2 separate regions of the Homo sapiens genome follow, and region 1 is linked to region 2. The links are chromatin contacts, found by Hi-C or POLR2A ChIA-PET in ENCODE. All regions are on one chromosome and are shown on one strand. The core of a region is the stretch at or near the end of the contact, and the rest is flanking DNA. Distances in the headings are between cores, read along the strand shown. Region 1 overlaps FSTL4 (follistatin like 4). Region 2 holds the start of CTB-49A3.2 (a long non-coding RNA gene).

Region 1 (6,528 bases), core at 1,776-4,275, 38 kb before region 2:
AGCATCACCCACGTCAGCTTTGTGACTTTGAGTAATTTCTTAACCTGCCGATCCTCAATGAATTAATCTATAAGAAAAACGTTAGCAATACTTCCCTTCTATTAGACTTAAAGAAGTGGCATAATTCAAGGATATTTATTGGTCCAGGTTTGGCACAAGAGGTGATGTGGCTTCCCAGAAGTTCATGTGAGAAGACAGAGTGATGTCACCCATGTAGTGAGCTGCCAGGACAGCTGACGGGTCTTAGGTTACAGTAACTGGAATATAATTTTCATGCAGAAGAGAGGGCAGCCTTAGCCTTGTTGGCTCAGGACAGGACAGCTGGTCCACAGTGGGATGCTTGCCCAGAAAAGAAAGACCCATGGGATGAATGGTCAGTTCCTGCTAACATCTCGAAGGTGGTGGGGTAGGGGCTGGGGCAAAGGGAGCTGACCTGGGCTGTGTGACCCCCTGAGTTGGACTAGCACAAGGTGCACCTCAAAAGGAGATCAATTTGGGCTCCTTAGATGGAACCCCATTCCAGCCATCAAACCTGCCCCACCATGGAGACAGAGCCGCCACAGGAGGCGCTGAGCTCCTTATCCCAAGGGGCATATGCAAGCTCAGGCAGGGACTGTGGTCAGCAATGCTGCTAGCCACAAGAGGGCAGCTAAACCCAGTGACCTTGGAGGTCCCTTCCAACTCTGAGACTTGTGGGGAGAGAGACCCAGCATGAAATGCTGCAGGAACCACCAAAGTTAGTCCTCTCCTACTCTCTAGGCCCCTTCAGCTACACCCTGGGGGTCATGGGGGAAGCAGATGGAAAGAGGGGGCCACTCTGGAGGTTCTACCCTGGGCAGAGCTGCCAAGGAGTGCCCTTCCCCTAGCCTTGTCACACTGGACAGGATTGTTTTCTTGTGATTTCCCACCATGGTGAACATAGCCAGTATCCTATACAATTTTGAATGTCAATGCAGCACAATCCTGGTGGGTGCTTGCTGGACAGATGCTGGATGGGCAGAACCCTTCATTTTCTGGGCCTGCGATGGCCAGGGCTTGTCTGAGAACTTAGCAAGAAAGAGCAGTGTCCTATCTGTAAAGACTGGACTGTGTTGGGGTGCATGTTTGTGAGTGTGATGTCCTCTACTGTACCTGCTCACAAGGTGCAGTGCCAGCTTTTAAACATGTTTGGCCAGGAAAGATTGATCAGTACTGGGACAGCTCCACCTGTGTCTGTGGGAGCATTTCATGTGCATTACTTGGCGCTCCACTGAAAGACATCAGAAATAAAAGCAGAGGCAAAACTCCACTTAATGTACTTGCCATCAGTTAATTAAATTACTTTGAGTGGTCTTCCTCTCCCTCAAACATGCCTCCAGCACCAACTCAATTGCATTTCTACTTTTCACAATAAGGTTAGCAATTTGGGTAATTGTGGGTGCAACCAGAGATGAATGGCCCCTCATTATCTCCCAGGAAACACTTGCTGCTCGTGGTTGAGTCAGTAGCCCGCAAATAGGCAGGGCCCAGTGCTTCTCAGAACCCCCTACACGAGGGAGCAGGGCAGCACCAGCCCCGCAGGGGTCCAAGCCCGATGTGTACAAACACACAAAACACACGCACACCTCCCCTACCTGAGGGAAGGAGGCGGCACAGCTTCCTAGGGAAGGGCATGAGCCTGGGGTCTGCCACTTACTAACTAGAACCTTGGAAAGTTACTAGTCTAGTAACCTTGACTGCTCTAAGCTCCAGTTTTCCCTTCTGTGAAATGGGGATAAATAATGGTACCAGCCTCATAGGGTTCCAGTAAGGACTAAATGACAATATGCATGTAAGGCTCTTCACGTATGGTGTTCTATAAATGCTATTATCACTGTCATCATTACTATTGTTACTATCATTAATATTATTATTGTATTATTATTCCTGCTGCTGCTAAATAATATTCTCAGCAGCTTGCAGCCTGAGTCCCCACCAAGCAGCCAGCAACAGCTGGGTGAGGCTCCCTAGTCAGGCAGATAGGACCTTGGCATGCCCCCCGCTGCTCGCAGTGGGGACGGAGGTCTCACTGTCCACGTCAGCCTTGACTCACGCAGGGAGGGAGGCACTGCTTCTCTGCCTCCAGCAAATCCAGAGCAGCTTCGGGTGAGCTGTTGGACTTCTCTGAGCCTGTGGAGAAAAAGCATGATGTGCTCCTTACATGGGCATTTTCAGGCTGAAGTGTACCAAGGACCCAGCTCAGTGCCTGGCACACAAGAGGTGCTCATAAGCAGTAGGCCCACTTGGGACGGTGTGGAAAGCAAACCTTAGAAGAAATCAGGCTGAAGGGGGCTAAAGCCAGGTCATCGGGATTCACTTGCATTTTTGAAGCAAGAATTAGGGGAGAACAGCCCAGGAGTGCAACACTGATGCAGCAAAGATTCTGGGGTTGATGAGGCTCCCAGAGTCCCTCAGCCTGAGGTGTCTCAGTGGCCACGTTCACCCCACGGCAGTGGGAGATGAAATACGATCACCGGCATTGTAATCAGTGGTGACTCCCAAACACGGCTGCACGGGGGCAAGCTGATCGGCCTTCAAAACCCAAGGCGGGGAGATCACAGAGCACGAAGGAGCGTGGGCCTCCTTTCTTTGTCGTTTGTATGAGACATCTTGATTGGCAACAAAATATTAACCACTTTTTCACTACTCTCTTAATGAGAAGCTTTCGTGAGCAACAAAATATTAATTTGTCTTATCTGTTAAGAATTCTATTAATGAATTCAGTCACAGAGCTATTACAGAATGCCATTCTAATGACACATGTAATTAAACTTTTCTGACTTGCAAACATCAAGCATGCCCTGAGCATCAGAATAATATTTGATCAGAAAGTAAATGTACCCCTCTCGCCTGGAGCCAAGTAAGAAGGAGCCAGTCAGATTTTGCAGCGAGTAATGTTGCTCTCAGAAGCACTTATGAGTCACCCAATCGTGTGTGGCCCATCCAGGTGGCGTACATGGGGAGTCATCATTTGGGTTGACTCACTTGCTAAGTGCCTGAGAGTCACAAGCTCCGTACCAGAGTAGAGAACAAAGACACTGTCCGCAGCCTCCAGGGAGGCGAAGTAACCACTAACAACTGTTCTGGGGGCAAGAGAAAGGAGCCCTTCTGACTGGGGCTTCAGGAGACAGGAATAAGCGAGTGAGAAAGAAGTGTATAGGGACAGACTGGGGCTAGAACATAAAGGTCCTTGAATATTAACATTAAGAGTCTTAGCAATTGCCCTGTGGGCAGTGGGGAAGCGCAGATGTTTGATGGGGGAGTGACAGGGTCAGATGTGTGTGCTGCAAGAGTCTGGAGCGCCTTTTCCAGCCTAAGATTAAACATGCATCCAAGAGGGAGTTCACATAACAGAGGGTCCAGAAGTGAGGGGAGCCTTGTTGATGTTTTCTGAGTCTTCCTCCTCTCTAACTTCCCCAATGGCACATCTGGAGTGCAGCAGTGCCCCAGGGTCTCCCTGGCTTCCACCCAAGGCTCCCCTGATGGGGCAGTGGTTCAGTTCATGATGTCTTCACTTTGCCTTTTTTTTTTTTTTTTTTTTAGGCAGTAGGGTCTCTCTCTGTCACCCAGACTGGAGCACAGTGGCATGATCTTGGCTCACTGCAGCCTCGACCTCCAGAGCTCAAGCGATCCTCCCATCACAGCCTCCAGAGTAGCTGGGACCACAGGCATGCACCACCATGCCTGGCTAATTTTTTTATTTTTTTGTAGAGAGGGGTGTTGCTATGTTGCCCAGGCTGGCCTCAAACTCCTGAGCTCAAGTGATCCTCCTGCCTCGACCTCCCAAAGTGCTGGGACTACAGGTGTGAGCCACCGTACCTGGCCTTTGCCTTCTTAAGGTTGTCAGGAAGTTCAGCCTGGGCCTGGACCTGGTATGTCTCCTAAGGACACCTGAGCCACTGCCTTGCAGGAGGCTTTAGCCTTACCCAGCCCAGCTTGTAAGAGGGAAAACAAATCCACCACTGAGCAGAGGCTAGAATTATGGACGAATGGTGTAAGGCCCCCAAAGACAGGTGCACCCCAGCAGATCAGCAGCCCAGGGCACATGCTGCAGCCCCTCCTGGCAGTGGGTCTCTGGATTATGACGCCGCCTTCTGTTTGTTTGATGAGAAATCAGTAGTGTCTGCTCACGTTCATGTTCCCCAGAGCTAACAAAGTGCAGCCTGTAATTTGTTTACTTCCTGGCTGACTGTGGGTTTCGTTACTGAAGCAGCTGTGTGTCTGGATGTGCTTCTGACCTGGCCCTGTGTCCCCACTCACCTCAGTCCTTGAGGAGGCACAGCCCACTGCCCCCACCTCAGAAGCTAAGCAGAGGCGTGGCCACCAGCAGCACCCTGTGCTCGGCATGACCTGGGCCTGGGCCAGGCGGCCCCCAGGAGTGTGCCTGTGCTTGTGTCTGGTAGAAGGGGAGACTTTGCCCCCAGCCCCTGCTGTGGGGCCCCCACAAGGGGCCATTCCCTGGTGAGATTCCCCTGTAGCCCCTGTCTCCTGGGGACTCAGGTCCAGGCTTTGGGGGCTGGGGTGAGACCCATCTCAGAAGCAGATCCACACATTCCCTCCCTACTCTGGCCCCCATTCTAGGTATTGGGGTTGGGAAGGATGGGGTGCTGCCTCACTTTCTGCAGAAACAGAACATGCAAACCCATTCTGGGCCTCAGCCCTCTGCTTCTCTGACCACCCAGCCTGCACAGCGGCCACTCGGAGGGTGAAGTGACTGTCCCCAAACCTAGTCGGCACATCCTGCCTCAACAATGTCACCCACCCTTCATCTCATAACTGTCTTCCTCACTGTCCTTTATGATCCTGAGGGCCAGGAGACAGGAACGGGCAGAAACAGGGACAGGGCATCTCAAAAGTCACAGGTAATGGCTGTTGGGTTGAACCATCACAAGTGTTGTTGCCAGTGTTGTTACCATTCATACACGGTGCAGGCTCCGTGCCGGTTGTGAGGTCATAAGCATCAGCTCATCCCATACCCCTGCCCCATGAGGCACGTGGGGTTAACTCATTCAGATGAGTGGAGAACTTGCCCATGGGCCTACAGCCACCTACATGCCCTGGCCCAGAGCTCTCTGGGTTTCTTGCTTGTGGGACATAATATCTAGCCCCCAGCAATTCCAAATCTTTGCTGTGGGGCTGTCTGTAGTTCCCAGGCCCCAGTGGAATGTATCAAATTGGATATGGGTCCCTGTGTGTGGAGCTCCTATTCTTACTGGCTGCTGGCCTCTGGCCCCAGCAAGGAAGGAAGCAACATGCTCTGAGACCAGCACGTGGAATTGTTTAGCCAGGATATTCTCAGGGAGAGAAAACATTTTTCTATTGTATTCTTTTTTAAAAAAACAGAAAAAACAAAAAGGCCTACAACAAACTCAGTATATTTCAAATGACTTGAAAGAGCCACTCTTTTTTGTTTTGGGTTTTTTTTTCACTGAATCTCGCTATTTGGGGCTTTCTAATGTCGGCAGGCAGAGTACGGTGATAAAAGCAAAAAACAAAACCCATTAGAAGAAAGTATTTGTGGCAGTGTTTGAAGGATGTGTTAAAATGTTCACTTTTCTCCCCATACCTAAATGGTATAAAACCAGGAACAAATAATTCTAATGAAGCGTATGCTCTCAGCTAGCTCTTCTTTGGAAGGGAGTTATTAAAAAGACCAAAAGAAAATGATTTAGGAGCTCATGACTCATTTAATTTTTATTGTCTTTATATGAACCAGTCATGAATTCATTGTAAAAAGATGAGAGGCGTTTGATTAGCATGGAGAGCTGTTTGCACCACGATAGACAGTGGTTGTAGGCTCTGCATTAAAATAATCTCATTAAATGCTTGGGTACATTTTGTTTTAAAATCTTAGAAAACACTACATTTGAAGCACTTAAAGGCTTTGGCCAATTCTCTGTAGCTTGTGTCAAAAACATCTGAACATCCAGTTCTTTAGAGTTTTGAATGTGCTCAAACCATTGGGAGTAGTGTCCAGAGATCTCCAAGATATGGGGGCCGGGGCCTATGGTACTCCAGCCTGTGGAACCTGTGGGGTGACTCTGCCCTGCCAAGTGTCTCCTCTGGCCTTTGCTTTCTCAGTGCCTCTTTCGAGGTCCTCTTTCCCCTCTTAGGGGAAAGCCTTAGGGGAAGCCCTGGCCTCAGGGCTTGACTTGTACTCAGTGACCACTTCCGGCCCCATCTCCAAGGTACAGGGTCCCACAGGAAGGTTCTGATTCAGCTTCTATACCCTGATTGCAGAACCCAGGAACTCCCCACAGAGTCTCTTCCTCCCTGAGCCTCACTGCCTCCCTACAGAGGCCCAGTCAATGAAGGAGGCCGATTGGTGCCTCTCTTGGCCACTACAGATTGGAGCCTACCCCTCCAAGGCACTCTCTGCACTAAGCAAGGACAAGGGAGTCACCAGGAGGTCCTGCAGCCCATGAGCCATGCCCAAGCACTGCTCTTCCTGGACTCCCCCTCCCCAGCCCCATGCAGCTGTTTCAGGTTTTGTCTACAGCAAACAAGACT
Region 2 (6,354 bases), core at 1,031-3,530:
TACCCACACTCCACTGAGAGAAGAACTCTCTCCCTATAAAATAAGTATCTCCTGCTTCCCCGGGTAGCTAATTACATTTATCCAAAATATATCCATAAAGGCTCAAGGAGAGAGTAGGAAACAGCCTCAGGCCAATGCCCCTCACAGGCAATTGATGACAGCAATAATGATGATGAATAGGATTCTGACATCACAACAATCAGAATGTGGCACCCAATCCCCATCCAGCCCCACAATCCTGCCTCTCTTGAGCCAATAGCTCCTGGGTCCCAACAGAATGAGGCTCTGGGGTCCAGAAGGGAGGCTGAAGAATAGTGTCAAAGCAAGCAGCAGATGTTAGCCAATGAAGAAGGAGAAGCAGCAGCAATTATATCTGTAAACAAAAGCCCACTTACCAAGTGCTTACAGTGTGCTAGGTTACAGAAAATTTCCATAATTTGCCTATAGTCCACCCTAGACAGTGTGGCTCTGGAGCCCAAACATCTAGCACTCCCTTGGGTAGAGCTTGGGCTCCAGAGATCCGTGGGATCCCTTCCCCCATCAGCCAAGAAAGGTCAATAGCAACCCTGACTTGAGCAATTTGAGTATGCCCTGCCCAGCCTTGCCCATCAGGGATCCATAAGAGGAATGAGCCCTGTAAAGTGATTTGAATGCCCATTTTCTCAATTCTCCCAAAGATGGTGCAAAGAACCATTCTGGGTGCACAGGAGAAAAGTTAATTCATTACATATAATGGATGCCTCTGGAGATTAGGGTCTCTCTCTCTCTCTCTCAGAACCCAAGGTGAGAAGGGCTGCAAATGGAGCTAACTCCCCTGTAGAACCCTCTGGAACCAAGACTGGCAAGAGGGCAGAAAGACCAGGGTCTGGAGAAGCTTCCTTCTAGGGACTGACCACCTACCTGCACCTCTGCATCACTCACAACTTCAGTTTCTATACTCTGAGGCCACTGTCACACTGGGGAAGCCACCAACCATTCTTGGGTCCAGTGAGGTGACAAAAAATAGTAATAACCTATCAGAGAGCCTGGACACCACAATAAAGGCCACTCAGAACAGAGTACCAGCCCAAAGAAATACAGCTGCCAGAAATACCAACAAAAAATAAGAAAGCACTTCAGAAAATTCAAGAGGAGGGGCCACTAGAAAAAGAACAAAAAAGATTTCCCAGTTTAAAACTGCAATAGATGAAAAATGTGAACAGGCACAGTGGCTCACGCCTGTAATCCCAGCACTTTGGGAGGCCAAGGTGGGCAGATCACCTGAGGTCAGGCATTTGAAACCAGCCTGGCCAACATAGTGAAACCCCGTCTCTACTAAAAATACCAAACTTAGCCAGACGTGATGGTGCACAGCTGTAGTCCCAGCTACTCAGGAGCAAGGAGAATCGCCTGAACCCTGGAGGCAGAGGTTGTAGTGAGCCACGATGGAACCACTGCACTCCAGCCTGGGCAGCAGAGCAAGACTCTGTCTCAAAAAACAAAAAAAGAAAAATGCATGGTTTCTACTGAGACCCAAAATAGTAGTCTGAAAGATAAAGAACAAGAAAAGCTCTCTCAAATCACAGAGCAAACCCATGAAGAGGTTGAGCCGTGAAGTGGGAAGAACAGAAGTTTAGAAAGAAAAGATAACTATTAGAACGGAGTCAAACATTAAATAAGTTTCCAATAAAATATTCAAGTTGAAGAAACTTAATCCTGTAGATTAAAAGGAATCTACAAGTCCAGGCTAAACTGATGAGAAATGACACATCTCTTCACTAGTGATAAAGTTCCAGCACTCCAAGTTTTAAGAAAAACTAATCAAATTGACAGTGGACTTCTCACCTGCAATAGGAGCTGGAAGACCGTGGTATCCCATCTACACGCTCCAAGGGTTCTATTCCCAAGCAAGACATCATTTACCTGTCAGGACAAAAGAAAGATATACGGGTACGCAGGAACTCAGGGAGCCCATCACTCATGGGCCACACCTAAGGAAAGATACTAGACAAACATCAGATGAGCCAGATTAGAGACATCAAGGTGGACAGAGATAGTGGCAAGTAATGAACCAGGAGAGGAAGATCTAAAATTAAAAGTAAAATGGATGAGGAGAGGCTATCTAGAAATGTACAATAAGTGCCAGGTGAGGACATTTGAATGAGGAGAGAGACAATGAAAGAAATTCTGATACCAAGCTGTAACTAAAGATAAATTGTTTCAGTAAAAAGAGTAGGAGCCAGGTGCAGTGGCTCTTACCTGCAATCCTAGCACTTTGGGAGGCTGAGGCAGGAGGATTACTTGAGCTCAGGAGTCGGAGACCAGCAGGAGCAACCTAGGAAAACCGCATCTCTACAAAAAATAAAATAAAAAAATTAGCCAGGTGTGCTGACGCACCTGTAGTCCTAGCTACTTGATAGGCTGAGACAGGAGAATCAATCACTTGAGCCTAGAAGGTGGAGGCTGCAGTGAGCCGAGATCATGCCACTGCACTCCAGCCTGGGTGACAGAGTGAGACCCTGTTTCAAAAAATAAACAAAAGTAGGGAGTATGCAGAAAGGGGGAGTAAAAATACTCAAAACTTCACTTTAAACCTCATTTTATTGGGATAAGAGAGGATACAGAGAATGTTGTTTGAAATTGGTAGTTGAGAAGTGAATATCTCGTATCAAATATGACTGAATTCCCCAATTAAAAGCAGAGATGAGCAGACTGGGTTTAAAAACTAGCAATAACTTTTTTCCAAGAAACACACATAAAGTGATAATAAAAGGTTGCCCTTAAAGGGGTGAGAATAGTGATGACAGGTGAACAAAAAAGCATGCATGCATGGTAGCGTCAGGCAATGTGGAATTTAGGGTTAAGAGCACTAAGCATGTTGAGAGACAGTAGGTGCTGAACAGCTGATCTATATCAAACAAACAACGTAACGAATACGTAAAACAAGAGTGATTAACATAGAAGAGCTTGATTTAAAATATACGAAGAGACAAGATGACAGGAAAATTGAATATAAACAAGAAGTTTGGTTTAATAAAAACATAGAAAGCCTTTCATCAGTCAAATAGAATTTTTTAGTATGTCTCCATATAAAAAAGTATATCACTAAAGAAACTTTAAATTTTTGTAAAAGTAGATGTTGTAGGCTATATTTTCTGATAATTAAGAAAACATTCCTGGATATATCTATTGGATCAAAGAGGAAATTAAAAGGAAAACTACCAATGGTCTCAAAAGCAAAGAAAAAGAGACTATTAATTATTTCATATCAAAATTTACAGGATACAGAGAAAGCTGTACCAAGGAATTCTTGGGTCTTAAAAGCCTGAAAAGGAAGTATTTAAGAAATTGAAAGAGAACAAAACTTGCAAGAAAGAATAGAGACTAAAATTAATAGAAAGCAAAACAAAAAAGATGAATCCTTCACAACCCCAATAAAGAAAAAAGCAAACAAAAATAGACAAAATGAGGAATGAGAAAGGGAATTTTATTCCAGATACAGGAGGATGAAAAGACTTGAAAAATAGGCCAGGCGCAGTGGTTCATGCCTATAATCCCAGCACTTTGGGAGGCCGAGGTGGATGAATCACCTGAGGTCAGGAGTTCAAGACCATCCTGGCCAACATGGTGAAACCCTGTCTCTACTAAAAATACAAAAATTAGCTGGGTGTGGTGGTGCACATCTGTAATCCCAGCGACTCAGGAGGCTGAGGCAGGAGAATCGCTTGAACCCAGGAGGTGGAGGTGGAGGTTGCAGTGAGCCGAGATCGTGTCACTGCATTCCAGCCTGGGTGACAGAATGAGATTTTATCTCAAAAAATAAATAACACTACATTGCAACTCTGAGGCAACAAATTTTAGAACCTAGAGGAAATGAGTGAATGCTTGCAAAATGTTTTAAAAAAATTAACTGACTGACTTATGAAAAGAGAAACTTGAGCTAGAGCAATTACCATGGATTTTTTAAAGAAAAATCTACCATAGAAAAATGTACAGCTGAGTTTTGTCAAGTCCTCAAAATATAGATAATTTTACTTGAACTATCCCAAGACTATAGGGTGAAAATGCACAGTTTGTTTTAAATAGCCAGTGTTATTGTGATTATAAAACCTGATTTAAAATAGTATAAAAAATAAAACTGTAGACTAATCTCACTTATAAATACAGAGGCAGAATTCTGTTTTTAATTCTAACATACTATTAAAAATAGAGTCCAGGATGAAAACTCAAACATGTTTTGTGGGGTTGCGCTAGTTTGTGCTCGGGGTGTCTGACTCCGACTCATTTCCTAATTCTTACTGGATTCCAAAGCTTTGAGGATATTTTTTAAGACATTCTGGCTTATGACCCTTAGTAGTACAAGGATTTGTCTGGCTTTGAATTTCATGGGCTCAGTGATTGATTACAAACAAAGAGATGCAAACTACCACTGTTTACATAGTTTTACGGTGTTTCTAAAGATTTTATATTGAAACTTAATGTTTAGATTCACTGAGCTCCTAAAGAAAATAGAATATAAAGTTTTGTTTGGGAAAAGCTGACTTGTTAAATTCTTTTTAATTGAATTCAAATTAAAGCGCATTGAAACCACATGGCTTATGATTTTTTTAAAGGAATAAATTGTGAAGAATTGGTTTTGGTTACAGGAATGACTGGAATCCAAGAGATGACTTGGACCCATGTCCTTGTCTAACATACAAATCCAGGAATATTATGCAAGGATAATTTATTTTAAAAAGGGAGTTTCACAGGAGAGACGCATGTGTATAAACAAACACTACACACACACACACACACACACGCAAAGAAAAAGACATAGAATCCAGGAATGTGTCTAAATGCTCAAGCAGGGAACACATTCCCAGGATGCAACGATGGTTCACTGTCAGGAAATCAGTCTATATTATTCATAACACCAACAAATTGAAAGAGAAAACATGTAGGACGTTTTCAATAAATACTGAAAAGACATTTAATTAAATACAGCAGGCATTCTTAATAAAAAGCCTAAACATAGGAATAGAAGGAAATTCTTTAAATATAATAAAGACTACTTCTCCAAAACCAATAACCAATAGTTTACCTTTGCCTAAATGGCAAAACACTGAAAGCATAATACCAGGAATTACAGCATGATGCTTCCCTTCTCATAACTGGAAAGTCTAGGATATGCATTATCACAAAAAAAAAGTATGAAATCATTTGAATAAACCTACCTTCATCACTGTGGGCTAGGATTAAAGAAACCATTGCTCACAAAAACTGCTCCTGGAAATTCAACTGGCATAGTCTTTGTGGTGAGCCATTGGGAAGTGTTAACCAAAAGCCTGAAAGATTTTTTTTTTTTTTTTTTGAGACAGAATCTCACTCTGCACCCAGGCTGGAGTGCAGTGGCACAATCTTGGCTCACTGCAACCTCCTCTTCCCGGGTTCAAACAAACAATTCTCGTGCCTCAGTCTCCTGAGTAGCTGGGATTACAGGTACATGCCATTACACCCAGCTAATTTTTGTATTTTTTGTAGAGATGGGGTTTCACCATGTTGGCCAGGCTGGTCTCAAACTCCTGACCTCAAGTGATCTGCCCGCCTCAGCTTCCCAAAGTACTGGGATTACAGGTGTGAGCCACCATGCCTGGCCAGTGAAAGAGTAATTTTTGATCCAGCAACTTGACTTCTCAGAATTTTTCCAAAGGCCATAATCATGGATGTGGACAAAAATTGAGCTATGACATTATTTTTAATCTCTCACAAATACAATGTTTGTTACTGCATTGTTTGTATTTGCAAGAGATTAAAAATAATATCCTAATATTGTTTCTAAATATCCAACACTGAAGGATTTGTTGAACACACTTTGGGAAGACTACATGAACGTGTTTGTACAAATGAGGCTCCCTCCACCAAAGCCGCCCTCAGCACCCAGGTTTGGAAGGTTTGGCATCTTTTCCAATGCTGCCCAGCACTCTCTGGCCCACCCCCTTTCTCAGGCCAGCTTTTAGCTGCCTCCCAGCCTGTCCTCTGGATACCATGTTCTCTCCCACCCCTCCACATGCCACTTCCCAGCTGGCTTCATACACCCCTCTGAGGGAGATGCCCAGCCTTGCTGTCCCCACCCTGCCAACTGATGGGCATATCCTGAGATTCAGACACATACATGCATCTCCTGTACCAAGCCCATACGGCAGCAAATGTGAGGGGCTTGACAGTTATCTATCTTTAGGGCACTGTGGGCCCAGCTGTGTGTCAGGACACAAGAAAAAGCCGAGGAGGAACTCGTGACTCAGAGAAACGAGGCTGACATGCCCACATCAGTTCAATGGCCCATGGCACTGCGTTTTGATGAAGTAACCTCTGAATCTAGGGTGTCAGAGCAGT

The links. Hi-C counts contacts between places; a loop is a spot of excess contacts on that map. ChIA-PET counts read pairs that join two places held with the same protein, here RNA polymerase II (POLR2A). Pooled maps may share reads with other maps.
Region 1: a map of endothelial cell of umbilical vein shows a loop between it and region 2 (2.0-fold over the local background). The contact joins the enhancer-like site here to the promoter of CTB-49A3.2 in region 2. A Hi-C loop is called at or near these places in 2 of 168 maps with a recorded cell type or tissue (Caco-2 and endothelial cell of umbilical vein) and 2 of 50 pooled maps. POLR2A ChIA-PET finds 5 or more read pairs at or near these places in 10 of 52 experiments (AG04450, HEK293, K562 and 7 more).

What each region holds. Positions count from the first base shown.
Region 1 is chr5:133,242,153-133,248,680 of GRCh38, reverse strand. The region is part of intron 7 of FSTL4 (follistatin like 4); the gene reads left to right. Among named protein-coding and RNA genes, the nearest start is that of FSTL4-AS1, 11 kb to the left of the region's middle. RefSeq lists enhancers at 1,993-3,192, 4,353-4,874. Within about 2 kb of position 3,025, at least 5 of the 41 ENCODE cell types and tissues checked have a DNase peak (open chromatin) inside an H3K27ac peak, as active enhancers do; they include Panc1, where a contact is called at or near this core.
Region 2 is chr5:133,203,813-133,210,166 of GRCh38, reverse strand. It overlaps CTB-49A3.2 (a long non-coding RNA gene), which reads right to left and starts at 2,280. Exons shown (of 3, transcript XR_007058938.1): 1 at 2,239-2,280; 2 at 1,825-1,902. The region is part of intron 14 of FSTL4 (follistatin like 4); the gene reads left to right.